Linked DNA regions of Homo sapiens: regions 2 and 3 are each linked to region 1. A link is an interaction called in ENCODE POLR2A ChIA-PET data of the cell type or tissue named here. Cell type or tissue: OCI-LY7. All regions are shown on one strand.

Evidence for each region. ChIA-PET counts read pairs that join two places held together with the same protein. Peaks named below come from ENCODE experiments on the same cell type or tissue, not always from the same donor. Only the 100,000 strongest peaks of a DNase experiment are listed, where the experiment ranks them.
Region 2: POLR2A ChIA-PET joins it to region 1 with 6 read pairs; 9 of 35 experiments call an interaction of 5 or more read pairs at or near these places.
Region 3: POLR2A ChIA-PET joins it to region 1 with 5 read pairs; 2 of 35 experiments call an interaction of 5 or more read pairs at or near these places.

The regions. Positions count from the first base shown.
Region 1 is chr11:128,542,613-128,547,612 of GRCh38, forward strand. All of the region lies in intron 3 of ETS1 (ETS proto-oncogene 1, transcription factor), which reads right to left. Among named protein-coding and RNA genes, the nearest start is that of ETS1-AS1, 19 kb to the left of the region's middle. In OCI-LY7, a CTCF peak has its summit at 4,155; a DNase peak (open chromatin) is centred at 2,261; H3K4me3 peaks cover 435 bases.
Region 2 is chr11:128,490,339-128,495,338 of GRCh38, forward strand. ETS1 (ETS proto-oncogene 1, transcription factor) reads right to left here. Exons shown (of 10, transcript NM_001143820.2): 4 at 119-238. Among named protein-coding and RNA genes, the nearest start is that of MIR6090, 30 kb to the right of the region's middle. RefSeq lists an enhancer at 2,104-3,303. In OCI-LY7, no CTCF peak of the experiment used is centred here; no DNase peak of the experiment used is centred here; H3K27ac peaks cover 3,203 bases.
Region 3 is chr11:128,446,754-128,451,753 of GRCh38, forward strand. LOC124902789 (a long non-coding RNA gene) reads left to right here. Exons shown (of 2, transcript XR_007062948.1): 2 at 4,967-5,000. Among named protein-coding and RNA genes, the nearest start is that of MIR6090, 73 kb to the right of the region's middle. RefSeq lists an enhancer at 1,513-2,712. In OCI-LY7, no CTCF peak of the experiment used is centred here; no DNase peak of the experiment used is centred here.

The DNA.
Region 1 (5,000 bases):
TTCCTTAGCCTGGTGATTGGTAGCTGATAGTGACCTTCATCAAAACAAGAGAGAAGATAAAGACAGCAACAACCCCTCCACTAGCTACAGAGTTACAGGTTACAGAGTCAAGAGAAAGCAGTGAGCTCAGTTTTAAGTCTGAGGTATCTGTGTGTGACTCAGGTGAACACTTGTCACAAAAAATACCCATGGAACACACCCTCCATGTATTAACCCTTAAGTGATGACACCAAAATGCCTTTCCTCCCTATTATTCTTTGATTTATAAATTTTCTTTAGGCCCAGCGTGGTGGCTCACACCTGTAATCCCAGCACTTTGGGAGGCCGAGATGGGTGGATTACCTGAGGTCAGGAGTTCAGGACCAGCCTGGCTAACATGGTGAAAACCCGTCTCTACTAAAAAAATACAAAAATTAGCCGGGCATGGTGGCAAGCGACTGTAATCCCAGCTACTCGGGTAATCCCAGCTACTCGGGAGGCTGAGACAGGAGAATTGCTTGAACCCTGGAGGCGGAAGTTGCAGTGAGCCCAGATCGTGCCATTGCACTCCAGTCCTGGCAACAAGAGCGAAACTCTGTCTCAAAAAAAAAAAAAAAAATTATTTAAAGAGGTATTTTTTTATAATAATTTATTTTTCAAAATAAACTGAATGTGATATATATGCACATAGAAAAGTACTAGTTCATAGCCAGGAAGAGCGAAAAGATTATGCATTTCAAAGCTACCAGAACAGCATAGATTCTCTCCCCCATCTTTGCAGCAGAACTTTCCCTTCTGTTAAACACAGGGAAAAATGATCACTCTCTACCTGCCCATTCTGACATAGACATTGGGAAGTTTGGAAAATGAGAAAAGTAAGTGACCAGTAACTATGGGGGAGGTGCAGAAGTACATTTCAGACCTTCCCTCCTTAGCCCCAAAAATCTACTGGTTGAGTTTTCATATCAGCATGCCCAGCTCATGCCTCCTTTTTGTCTCTCTCACTGCAGCAGAATTAAAAGATTACTCTCACACTCAACGTCTCTCCTTTCACATCTGGCCTGCTCTTTCCCACTCAATAATTTCCTAAAGCATTCCCTTAAGTTCCTTAAGTTCCCTTAAAAGGTTGTGAAAATTTTATCTTACGTGATCGAACCAGAAGGATAATAATAAAAAAATTACTCATACTCCTTCTGAAATATCCTGAAAGATATTTGAGAGGAGAGGTAATTTATAAACTCTAATAATGGATTTCAGAGTCATATTTTCCCCTCACTAATCTAAATCCCTGTTTTTCCATTTAATCTCATTGTGTTCTTAGTCTTCAGTGGATCTAAAAAACAGCTGTTGACTCCCTGATGACATTTTAGGAAGAGTTAAGTCTACACTTGTATTTAATCTTAATTAATTTTATACTTAATTCCAACTCACTGCTCACCTGAAGCTCAATGTCTATGAAAGATAAATGAAAACTCTGAAGAGGAAAAGTCAAGCAAGAGATGTGTGGATACATGTTCTAGCAATTAATGGTATGGTACTATTAAAGCTGAGTATGTCCAAATTATGGAAACTGCCCTAAATGTCATAAGAAAGTCAGTTCCTTGTATACTTTATAATTTAAATTATATTAAAAGCTCTTTGAGATAAAAATAGGCATAGAGCAAACTGTTTCTTCAACTGCTTTAAAAACCTGTGAGATCAGAAAGGAATTTTGAAAGGGCAGATGAAAAAGTGATTAATTGTTTACTAATATATATATATATATATATATATATATGGAATTTCCCTCTTCTGTAGCCCAGTTAGTAGGGCTGAGAGATGCAGGCAGCCCTAGGGAAATGTAGGGAAATGTGGATAAATGTACTGAAGCTACAAGCCTAATCCCTGAGCCCCTCACCCCTGCCTTCTCCCAGTTCTGCTCAAAGACATTGCAATTCCATTCTTTTCCAAGGCTCTCCCTCTCCCCGTCTCCAGAGCAGCAGCTCTGCATCACATTGAGTTTAAAATAAAGAAATGCTTTTCCTAAAGAATTCGCACACAAATAATCTCATTACCCCAGTGCTTAGGTTTATACAGCAGACGTCTTCTGCCAGGAAAAGGAAAAAAAAAATGCACTCTACACTCACTCACACGGAACAGCTGCGAGGAGAGAAATGGTATTTAATTCATTGTGAAATATTCAACAATGGCTACACTGCACTTTTAAAAGCCTTTTGATAGTAAAACCCACAGGGAACAGCCCATCCTGTGTGCTGAAAAGCAGCTTCCCCACAATTAGTCTCTCTATTCAGAGGTCTGGGAAGTCTGTGTAAACTTCAGCACGTGCTGTGTACACTGTGGGTAGCTTCAAGGGTATAACCTTTCAGAAACTTCTTAGGGTTTAGTCTTGCTCAGTGACTCTGTCTGCTCACGGAGCTGGCTGGTTGGGGGTGGGGGGGGCAGTGTAAGGGGACAAAGGGAGTATGATGCTTAGGTGAAGAGGTAAGCAAACCCTCTAGACCCTAACTGAATGCCCAACAAAGGAAAAACCATTCTCTGGAGGAGCTTTGCAAATTATCAGGCTTCCTTGTGCCCTTAAATGACCAATATGGGACTCCAAGAAACCACAGAGAAGATATAAAAGAAATCAGGTAACAGTGTCTTGTTTTCCCTTTTACATCCCTGTGGAATTTTCATGGGTCTCTGCTTTGTGGGAAAGCTGGGAAAGTTTATCGATTCTTATCCCGGAGGTGGGCAATTGTCACAGCAATGAAGATGTGAACAAATGTTTGGGCAGGCAAAATGTGTATGGTGGTTAAGAACATGCACTTTGGAGGAATATTTACATTTAATTACCAACCTGCCTCCCAGAATTAGTTAGGCTTCTTTGGGGAGGTAAGTTGACCTCTCTGAGTCTTATTTATCTCATCTGTAAAATGGGAATAGTATCACCCTCACAGGAATATTGTAAAAGCAAAAGACCACATATGTGCAATCCTCGGCATACAGAAGGCATTTAATGAATGGTAACCACTGTACCTCTCAAGCAGCTCTAGAAGAACAGGCCTTCTTTTGGACTTTCTGGAATAAGATTACTAGAATTAGAAAAGAATGGGCTATGAACTATTTTTCATCTCTATTTTAATTTACAATTGATCAGTTAAGAAGCAACATAGAAATATGCACAGATATCTAACAGGAAGTTCCGAGGGATCTAAACCATGTTAAAAACACAACAAAAGATTACAATTCAAGAAAATGTGGCATCATGGTGGTTGGTTTTATTGTTCAGAAACTTTAAATTCAGAGTTTTTAAAGCCCAAAGTATTGATGAGATGTCCAAATATTTCAGGTATGGTTGAAGTGAGCACAACAACTTTCTGTTATTTCTAATCTGTATTCAACTCTCCAGGAACAGCCCACAGGCATTTCTGTCTCAAGGAGCTAGCCACTTTCATTATAAAACCCAAAATTCAACCAGTGAACATTCACCAGGACGCAAGCTCTAAGCCCTGCTCAGCTAAGAATATCCACCTGATATATTGACCAAAGATGAAAATGCTAAGACATTGCTGGGAAGTTCAAAGTAGTTGACTTGGGTTGGGTAATCTGTCTAGACTGGAGAAGTCTGAAAATGGCCTCCTCTTGTCTAAGTGAGTTTGTAGCAGTAGATGTTAACAGTCAATGGTTCCAACAGAAGCTAATGATCAGAAATGAGGGCTAAGACTCCAAAAGAATGACCTTGGTTCAGAGGCAGTGCACTGAAAGAGTCTGTAGCATCCAGGAGTTTTTCTGCCATAGTCATTCCTGTATACAGTCTCTTGGCCATGAGGGATTGGTTCCAGGAAAACCCCTTGCCTAAGATACCAAAATTCATATACGCTCAAGTCCCTGATATAAAATGGTGTAGTATTTGCAAATAACCTATGCACGTCCTCCCATACACTTTAAGTCATCTCAAATTTACTTATAATACTTAATACAATGTGAATGATATGTAAATAGTTGTTATACTGTATTGTTTAGGGAATAATGACAAGAAAAAGTCAGTACATGTTCAGTACGGATGCAAATATTCTTTAAAAAAAATTTTTTTTTTGCTCTGAAGTTGGTTGAATCCATGAATGCAGAACCCATGGATACGAAGAGCCAAGTGTACATTGTTTGCAGGGGGGAAGGTGTTAGCTCTGAATTTCTGCACCCCTATCCCCTTTAGGGGCACTATTTCTACATCTTTTCTTCCCTATATGACATAAGGATGCTGGGGAAAATCTACTGTGCACTAGAAAGGCCATGAGACGCAGATCATAGTGTGACTTTTCTGTGGTGCTTTGACACAGACTGAAGCTCCCCATCCCTACCTCCAGCTCACTTTAGGGAGGTCCCAGGTCCACAGTTTTCCTGGGGTGTTTGCAGAGATCATCCTGAGGAGCATGAAATAAAGAAATATGTTAAAGAAAAAGGAGAGATCTGGCTAGACTTTGGGCAAGGCTGCAATGCTTCTGTCTCAGAGACAATGGAATGGAAACAACTTCCAGATTTAAATACACTCCCTTGGGACTGACCAGAGCAGGGAGAAGGGATTTATAGGAAGGAAGTTTATACCAGAGAATTCATCCCAGTTCAACAAAATGTGCACTGCGTACTCTAGAAGTACAATGTGCTAAGTGCCGCAGGAAGGTACAAATGTACCTTTCCCTTGGAACAGTAGTTTTTAACCTCTTTGGGAGTCTCAGACAACTTTGAGAATCAGAGGAAAGCTACAGATCCTTAGAAAAATTTCTGCACAAAATTTCAGCAGGATCACACTTTCCTGAAACTCTCCTGGGCAAGAACCCCTGCTCCATGAGAAACAGCAGGTCTAAGACATGGCAGAAAGTTGTCAAGATTGATGTTTTAAAAATGTATGAGGTATGTAAGATAGCCAGTAAAAATGGCAAAGGCAACTGGAACTCTGTAGCTACTTAAATCACTGGTATTTCTGCCTCTCAGGCACTACTTCAGCAAGTCTCAGGAGGTATGGAAAAGACTGATGACACAAC
Region 2 (5,000 bases), 52 kb before region 1:
ATAGCTGCTGACTCCAATGTGGTTAGTGTAACGTCTGCCTCACACACTCCAGGTGAGAAAATGTGTCTTCCCAAAGGGTCTGACCCCAACCACTCTTTTTCCAACTACAAAACCATACCTTTTGGGATCCCCAGTCGTTGCTGTTCTTTAGTGAAACCACTGAAAGTAGCTTTTAATGCTTGAGACATCATTTCTTTGCTGCTTGGAGTTAATAGTGGGACATCTGCACATTCCATATCTGCATGAAAAAATTGCATATGAATAACAAAAATTACATAGGTAATGAACCAATCATAAAACATTACAAATGGGCTGTAAGAAGGCAAGCTGAGAAACAACTGTGCTAGCATCCTCACCAGAGCACCAGAGCAGGCAATTTTTTTTTTTTTTTTTTTTTTGAGACGGAGTCTTGCTCTGTCACCCAGGCTGGAGTGCAGTGGCGTGATCTCAGCTCACTACAACCTCTGCCTCCTGGGTTCAAGCGATTCTCCTGCCTCAGCCTCCTGAGTAGCTAGGATTATAGGCATGTGCCACCATGCCCAGCTAGTTTTTTTTATTTTTAGGAGAGACAGGGTTTCACCATGTTGGCCAGGCTGGTCTCGAGCTCCTGACCTCAAGTGATCCACCTGCCTCGGCCTCCCAAAGTGCTGGGATCATAGGCATGAGCCACTGTGCCAGCATGAGCAGGCAACATTTAAGGGGCTTTCCACATTGTGCTAGGTCTAAAATGTCCTGCATCCCTGACAAACAAATATGTTTACTCTTCCTGAACACCTCTACTAGTTTATACACAGTCCCTGCTTATCTTTCACATTTACCGAGAATATTAATGTTACTACATACTTTCAGTTACCTATGAAAATGAAATAACAATATTCATTCATTCAACAAATGATTATCTAGCACTTGCTTTGTGCAAGGAATTAAAGAAACAACAGTGAGCAACACAGAAATAGTCTCCACAGGAGCTAGCTATCTGATTCTTGCAGTAGATTCAGCCACTAAAAATCTATCTACACAGTTAAATGTTCAAATGCAATGTCAATAAGGGCTTCAAAGGAGAAGTACATGATGCAACGTTAATGTGCAACAGGAATTCCTGGAAGTCTGAAGGAAACAGGAAAGGCCTCCCTTAGAAGATGAGAGATGTTTGACCTGAATTGTGAAGGATGCATGAGAATTTAGGAAGAAAAGAATACTCCAGATCAGTGGTTCTCAAAGTGTAGTCCTCAGAGCAGGGACATCAGCATCAACTACAAAAAGATCATTTTGTTTTAAGATCACCTTATCCGTTCTGTAAAGAGTGATTTAGGGGTGAGTATGAATGGATGAGCAAGACATTTTAGAAAGTTATTGCATCAGTCCTGGTGAGAGAGGATGGTGGCTTTGACTACAAAAGTGGCAAGGCAGATAACATAAGTGAACATGACTTCAAGTCAACTTGAAGTGCATACAGGACGAAAAATCTATAAAGCTTGGTTAGTGTCAGTAGTGAAGAAGAGTGAGGCATTACAGCCTGCAGATTTGCAAATGTATCATCATTTGCCACACCCACATGCACCTTAATCTCTGCTATGTCCATCCAGATCCTCCTGTATTTGCAGACCATGTTCACGATGTTGGTACATAAATACAGCTGAACGTAAACATCTTCTGAATTAACCTCAGGCACAGTTTCCCACAAAAAGTGAATAAGCAAAGAAATGAGCTGAGAATCCCTACTAGCTTTCCTGTTACCTTTTGACAGTGATACACTTTACCAAAGTGATTTCTAGAAACCTGAATCTTCAGTGTATCCCATGAAACTGACTTATAAAATGACTAAGTTCCAGGCAAGGCTACTACAGAAATTCTTCAACTGGCCATTTCTAAACTTTGCTTCGTTAAAAAATATTCCCCGGACACAAACAATGTGTTATGGGCTGAATGAAATTAAGCATAGGATAAACCTCTGAAGAAAGGAGCAAATATATTGCCTCTGAATGTCGAACTAAGTGGAGATTACACTGCATAAAAGAAGGACAGGTGGCACTTTCTCTCTTGTTTGCTTTTAGTGATGCTGTCAGGAAACTGCTAGAGTCCAGGCTGTGCCCTGGAAGAACAGAAGGGCTCCCTAGCTGCTCTTCCAGGCCTTGCCAATGACGAGGAATCTGAAGTTCCAGGGAGTGGTAAGTTTGGGTTGCCCTGGGACATGCCCAAAAAAATCTAGTGGAAAAAATCAACATGTCTCCAGGAAGGTTAACAAAATGATGGAAAATCCCAGATTGTTAGGGGGAAGTAATTGGGGGAGGGGATAGAATGTTGATTACATAACATCCAGCCCTTCAAACAATGGAGTAATCATCAAATGAGTCACTAAGAAACACATGGCTGCTCCCCATCCATCCCCACTCTACACCTCCAAGAACAGCTAAGCGGCAGGTCCAGAAATGTCTTCCCTTAGAGTAGAAATCAGTTTTACTTTAGAGAAAAGGGCTCTCTAGTTAACCAGAGAGTATTGCTTCTGAGAGAAGAAACAACTGTAGCAGCCCCAGCTCCCAGCACATGGCTAAACACACAAGTCAATCAACAAATGTTGAGTGAATTAAATTTTTCCAAATTTGAAGCAACTTTCCTCCCTTCACCCCCATCCAACACAAATTCATTAACTTGAACTGTGTGGGTTTTGTTGTGTGTGTTTGTTCCCTCCATTAGATTTATGACTTGATGAAAAGGACCTTACTGATGGCGGAAATTGGCCAGGACAACACATGTGGAAAACACAGGCCAGGCCAAATGGACAAGCAGTGGTTCTGCTGTAGCGGGAACTGAAGAATGAGACTGACTAGGAGGCCCCCAGAATCTTCTCAACATGAAAGCTGGGACAGTGGGATGCCAGTGTGAGGTGACAGCCAAGGACGACAGCAGAAAGCCTGAAAAAGAAGTTCCTTGAGTCTGCCTCCCATAACTACACAAGCCCTGGCAGTGTGGTCTGGACAGGACTGCTGAGCTGACAATTCTCCACGTAGGTTTCTGCTTCCTGTCAGGGGGCAGGCACTTCTGGGTTCTCACTTGTTCTCTCCCAGGAAAGCAGCTAGAATTACTTTTGCCTTTCCACCTCAATGCCATCTCCACAAGCCCAGTCCACGTGCTGTTGGGGCCCCATCAGAGGTGCCTGGCTCTGCCCCTCTGGCTGTGAGACTCAAGTGCTAGATCTCTTTAAAAAAAGGGTTCACATCCCAGCTGGGGGAAACCATCCCTGTCCACTTAGGACACTTGCATTTGGACTTGATCAGCTCCAGAGAAGGCACAGCATTGTCTTTGGAGCCAAAGGATTCAGATGTAAAAGTCAGAACTTTATCCTATAAAGTGTGGAATTGTAGTTTAAAAAGAAAAAAAAAGTCAAACTCCCTTCTATAACTAAGTGAACAGTTGGCAAAGATTGTCTTTTTCGGTTGTGTGAGCATTGCTCTTAAGTGATGACTAATCATGCTCAAAAATGTATATTAAATAGAAAATAAACTCACCATATAAAATACTAATTCAAAAATTCTCTTCATGTTGTTTGCAGATTGTAGCAGTTCTGTTCAATATACTCATCAAAAACAATGACAAAATCATTACACGGGTGAAAAATCTGACATGACTTAGCCTAAGCAGATATCGCTTTACTCTTAAAATACTTTACTTCATCACCTATTATAATATTTTTACATTAGGTACAAAATATTTCTAATTTTAGAATCAGTGTCTGAAAGTTAATCACTACCTCCATAGACATTAACTAATTATATTTTATGGAAAAATACTGAAATCTCCTTTGTGCTAATAATTACAATATCTTAAATTCAAATAACGTATTTGTTTCAAAATGCTGAGAATCCGGCCTGGAGAAACACTACGCCAACACAGTGGAGATTCTAAACACAACGCACTGGAAAATGAGGACATAAATATATTGCAATTATATTAGATTTCCTGCCCACTGATTATTCCTTGGGACCCCAAATTTCAGTTAATATTTATAGGAATTCCCCTAGACCTCTGAAAGGACAGTTGTGCAGAAGCTGGTGATTAAATAACCATTGCAGGAGATTGCACAGTATTTAGACAGAAGTGAGCAGGTAGCTTTCTCTGAATCTACAGAAGAATAAGCTAGTGGCATTTTGAATGCAGGGAAACATCTGCTCATTTTTCATTGTGGCCTAACCCTGAACCACCTCATAGATGTTTCAAGTGAAATGTAAAACAAGGGTTTCCATTCACTTACATGTAACTCAAAGTTAAGGGCTGTTCAGTTTCCAAGAACCTTCCAGGGTGTTTCATGTGTCTTTTCATACCACTCTTTTCAGTTCTTTGAAACCGAATGGCTCTTACCAACAATGGTACACAGAATCTAAACACTAGGTGGCTTTTGTTTGGCAAGAAGTTCAAGACATCTGGCCTTACTGACCTCACGAGTTTATGCTCTCACTATTCTCAATCAATGATCATGTGAAGACTGGAGCGTCTGGGATCCTAGGGTTAGGAGATGAGGGATACAGCCAAGGACAAGAAATCCAAGGTGCATGTCCCAGTTTTGCATGACCATTGAACTGGGCCCAACCCCATCAGATTATGATACCAGTCATGTGTGTTGGGTATGGTCACACTCAATAGCAGCATGAAAGAAATACTAAGAGTGAGTAATATGCCTTATACCTGAGAAATGCTTTACAGTTTGCCAAGACTCTTCACATACACTATTCCAAAATATCCTCTAAACATAAAACTGGAGGGGCCTGGAAAGGTATCACAAGGTCCCCATTTCACAGATGAGGAAATCAAGGCCCTGGGAGATCAAGAGCTTGACCTAAAGTCACAAGGCCAAGAGGGACCAGCTGGGGCTAGAAGCCAGTCTTCTAACTCTTAAAGTTCAGGGTCTTTCTCTCTATTCCACTGCAAACAGAAATGGATCAGATATCCAGGAAAACTAACATTTTTCAGAGCTGAGAAAAAAAAAATGGGACTTTTCCTTTCTT
Region 3 (5,000 bases), 96 kb before region 1:
TTTTTGACAAGGAATCTGTTATTTTTTCTTTTGATCTTCTGTATGTAAAATATCTTATCTTTCAAGACATTTAAGAGTTCTTTTAAGAGTTCTTTTTTATCACTGGCTTTAAGCAACTTGATGTACTTAGCATATTTTTTTTCATGTTTCTTGTGCTTGGGGTTTGTGGGGCTTCTTAGATCAGTGAGTTTATAGTTTCAATCAAATTCTGAATAGTTTCAGCCATTAATAATGCTTCCATTTTTTTTTTTTTCTATCACACACCCTGCCTCTCTGGGGACTCCAACTGGATGTTTATTCAGAGACTTAAAGCTGTCCCACAGCTCACTGGCACTCTGCTCATTTTTCTTTGCACCCTTTATTTTATATGTGCTTTATTATGGGTCGTTTCTATGCTGGGACTTCACAGTGTTGAATCTGCCATTAATCCCACCCAATGTATCTTTCATGTCATATGTTATATAGCTCTCAACTGCAGAATTTTGACTTAGGTCTTTTGTATCGCATTTGGCATGTTTGGTCTTTTCTCTAGCTTCTTCAACATGTGAAATTGTTACTCTCTTTTAATGTCCTTGGGTACTAATTCTATCGTCTGTGTCATTTCTTGGAAATTTTCAACTGGCTGATTTTTTTCTTCATTATGGGTCATATTTTCCTGCTTCTTAGTATGCCTGGTAATTCTTTATTGGATGCCAGACATTGTGGACTGGGTGGATATTTTTGTATTCCTAAAAATACTCTTGAGTTAAGTTACTTGGAAATAGTTTGACCCTTTCGAGTCTTGCCTTTAAGCTTTATTTGGCAGGAACAGAACAGCATTTACTCTCGGGCTAATTTTGCTTTACTATTGAGGCAAAACCTTTCAGTACTATACCCAATGCCCATAAATTATAAAGTTCAAGAACAGGCAAAACTATGCCAATAGAAATCAGAATAGTGATTGACGGTAGGGTGTGGATATTGGAATTTTCTGGGGTATTGCTTACACAAATGTACCTATTAAAATTCATCAAACTGCTCAAAATCTGTGCATATCACTGTATATCAATTTTACCTCTATAAAAATCATGTTTGGTATCAAATATATGTGTACATAATTAAATGCTGAAAAGATTTATACTAAAATTTCAATAGTGAAGAATATCAGGTAGTTTTCTAATTGGCTTCTGAATATTTTCATGTTATCTAAATTTTCAATATATATAACCTTTTAAAAATACATAAAACTAATATTTAATGAAACAATTTAAGGGGGACTCTCTACCTTGTAGAATGGATAAAGGAGAGGAAACAAATATTTATTGGGCATTTGCCATGTATCAGGTCCTTTAAAAGTCACTTTATTACATGATTCTATTTAAACAATATAACAACTCTATCAAGTAGGTATTATCCCATTTGCAAAAGAGAAAACAGTGATTCAGACTTATGGTTATGTGTCCAAGGACCCTCAACTTGATCTTAGGTCTGCCTGCTTCTGAAGTCGGTATTTTGATTCTAAGAGAATTAAGCCCTCAAGACGGATTTCTGAAATTCAGAGAGTAAAGAATGCTTGGTAGGATAGAAGAATCCCAGAAATACATTACTGTCTACGAGCATAGGAATTGGCACATTGGACTCTGGGAGTTAACTATTAAAATGGGAAAGTGAATTATCCAAATGTCAGAGTCACAAATCAAGCACAGTTAATCTGAAACCCAAGAAAGTCTGACCTGAGACAAGGAAAGAGGTGGGTGGCTCAGAGGAAAAAAAAAAAAAAAAAAAACAAACCTAAGACCAAGTATGGCAGCCGGTGGGAGAGGGAAGAAAAGTGTTCCTTCCTTATAACCTGTAGGCAAGTTATAAAAACAAGGGTTGTTTTGTCCCCTGTCGGAGTGAAACCTCAGAGACCAAAGTTCAACGCTTTCAGGTTACGGGAATGGAAATGGTGAATTCCCTGTATCAGCTGCCTCCAGCCCAGGCAAGCCTGACTCACAGGTTGGTCACCTGTTTGGAATGGGCTGTGGGAGAGCACACCCATGAGGTTGCTCAGGGAGCAATGGGCCACAGCAGTTTTCCCTGTGAATTGTGTTCAGGTAAGACCCTGCAGTCAGACCAGCTCACTCCTCCTTTGCTATTTCTTTATATATAGTCTCTTTCCATTCCGAAAATGTACTCTGAGCCCTGGCCTTTAACAGCTTCATTTGTTTTCCTTCATCTCCCAGTTTACAACTGTGAAGGAAACATTCATTGATCAAGTTCTTTCAGCTTGGAATGGAGTCTCTGACTCCCAAAAATCTCTCCCAGGACCAACTGCAAGGGGGTAGTGGATCTAGGATTAAGGCTGGAGCCTGAAGCACTGCTGAGAATGGGGAGTCTGACACGTAATGACCTCCATATATACAAGCTGGTCAGTGCTCTCTCAGAGCCTGCATGTGGCTTTGTCCAGAGAATATGAATCCCAGTTTGAGCAGCAATATGGATCAGAGTTGGTAGAGAGGAAGATTGAGGCTCTCACACTAGGATGTCTTCAGCATCCTTCTTGTATCCTTGTGTGCAAAATGGGAGCCTGGGAAAGGAACTAGAAGAACTGAACCCCATCCCTCTGATACATACACATTGCTTTTTTCCTTCTTTATAGCATAGCTTGGCTGTCCAAATGTTCTGGCAGAGACCAAGCTCCAGGCTCAGTGGGGGGTTCTAATTTTCCATGGCTCATTCACTTCTGAGAACTTTGGCTCAGTTGCATAATGGGGGGCTACTTCCTGCCAGTTGTGGCCCTGTTGTGTGATACCTTCTGACACATACGTTTTTTTGAAAAAAGATTGTCTGCTGGGAACTGGACTGAAACCAACATATAACCGTTTGTTTCATACTGGTTAGGAAGCCACCAGGAAGGCCTACCCAAAGTGGTTTTAAATACATACACACACAGTCCTCTCCTCTTAGAGCCAAGAACAGGCCATTAGTGATGTGTTAGAAAATCCAGGCTGACCTTCTCAGTCATGAGGGAAGCTCCCTGGGCCCACCAGCAGGCTTTTGCCAAGAATGGGCTCCATCTTGAGCCCACAGCTCTTCCCTAGCTTCCCAGCAGAAGCAAGGGGAGAGTGGAGAAGTCAAACACTTCTTGAGCATTGCTTACTATATGTCAAGTTCTACCCTGGACCCTCAATAGAAAGTATTTCACTGATCCTCACAATAGATCTGTGGGGTAAGTGTCACTATTGTTATTTTGAGGAAACTGAGGCTCAGAAAAGTTACATGTATTCCCAAAGTCACATAGTAAACTGAGTGTGTAAACTTGAGTGGTAGAGTCAGAATTTAAACACTGATTTTTATCTGTTGCAAATGTTGGGCTTTTCCCACCACCAGCAGAAATCTTGCTGGCCCTCAGCAAATATTCCTTTACAGCAGTCATTTCAAAACTTTTCTGACCCTATACTCCCATCAGTAAACATTTTTAAGAACCACCTTCAATACAGACATATTTATTTATTTATAAACTCCACGCACTAGCTAATATCTGTTAGCATTGCCTGGTAATATAATACCCCAGAGCACTAATCATCATTAATGACAATAAATATATATCCATGTTTAATGTAGTCTTCATGACTTGGAAAACTTTTTGGCCAGATCTTGTGAAATCTAATTAAATTGCTTTTGTTTTAGCTTCAATACATGGCTGGCAAATAATTTGTTCCAGGAGTAGAAGAAATGATATGGCATTCTTCTTACCTTCTTGGGCATGAGTTGCTCCTGCTGTCAACAATCTCCAGTTTCCTTACAGAAGAATTTTTAAGACACTTTTCCATTTTTTAAAAGTGATTCGGTTAAAATGGGATAATATGGTTTGTAAATCGACTCACTGTGTTTATGCAAGACCATGGAATACTATGCACCCATATAAAGGGATGAGTTCATGTCCTTTGCAGGGACATGGATGAAGCTGGAAACCATCATTCTCAGCAAACTAACACAAGAACAGAAAACCAAACACCACATGTTCTCACTCATAGGTGGGAGTTGAACAATGAGAACACATGGACACAGGAGGGGAACGTTACACACCGGGGCCTACCAGGGGGTGGTGGGCTAGGGGAGGGCTAGCATTAGGAGAAACATCTAATGTAGATGATGGGCTGATGGGTGCAGCAAACCACCATGGCACCTGTATACCTATGTAACAAACCTGCACGTTCTGCACATGTATCACAGAACTTGAAGTATATATATATATATATATATAAAACACCATAATATGCTAAAAGAGAAATCAGGGCACCAGTAGGACCTCCCCCACCCACCTTGCAGAATTTCACTTTCCTCACAGTGCTTCGCACGGATGCAAATGACTCGTGGGAGTCTGAGGGTACCGGGGTCCATATATACATTCAATATTAGTACATAGAAAAGTAGTTCCCATTTTTAGATTGAAAGTACCTATGAATAGAAGCTCTAATGGTTTCTTCCCTTATCTCGTGTTCTATTCTGCGCAATTCCTGGAGCGGGCAGTCCCCGCCTTGGAGACTCCTGCCTTACAGGAAGGGGTCACATATTCCTGAATTGGACCCCACTCAGATGCAGAAGGCTAAGAGTTTGGATGAGAAAAGCGGGCCAGTGAACAGGAGAGCCGGTGGGTGGGGTGGATGGAAGGAGGTGCCCACTCTGGAGGGCAAGAGAAAGGCACGAAAGCATGGGGCCACATGAGCGCGGCGTTCTGGGCCATCCCCGGTGGACTCCTGCCTAGGGGAGGGGTGCGTCGGCGGCGGCAGCCCAGTTTTCTGGATTTCTTTATTTCTGAGTCCAGGTCTTTCAGAAGCCTCTCTCCTAAATGCTCAAATACCAGAGTAAATGAAAACACTCTGCGGCACAATGATCCCTTAAGGTTTGTTTTCCAAGATGGAAAAGAAAGGCATTTCAGCCTTTTCACGGATAAAAATAACTTGCTGTTGATTTTGAAATCCCTTTCATTTGTCTCCCACAGACCAGCCCCATACAATGGTACTTTGTGCAAGAGC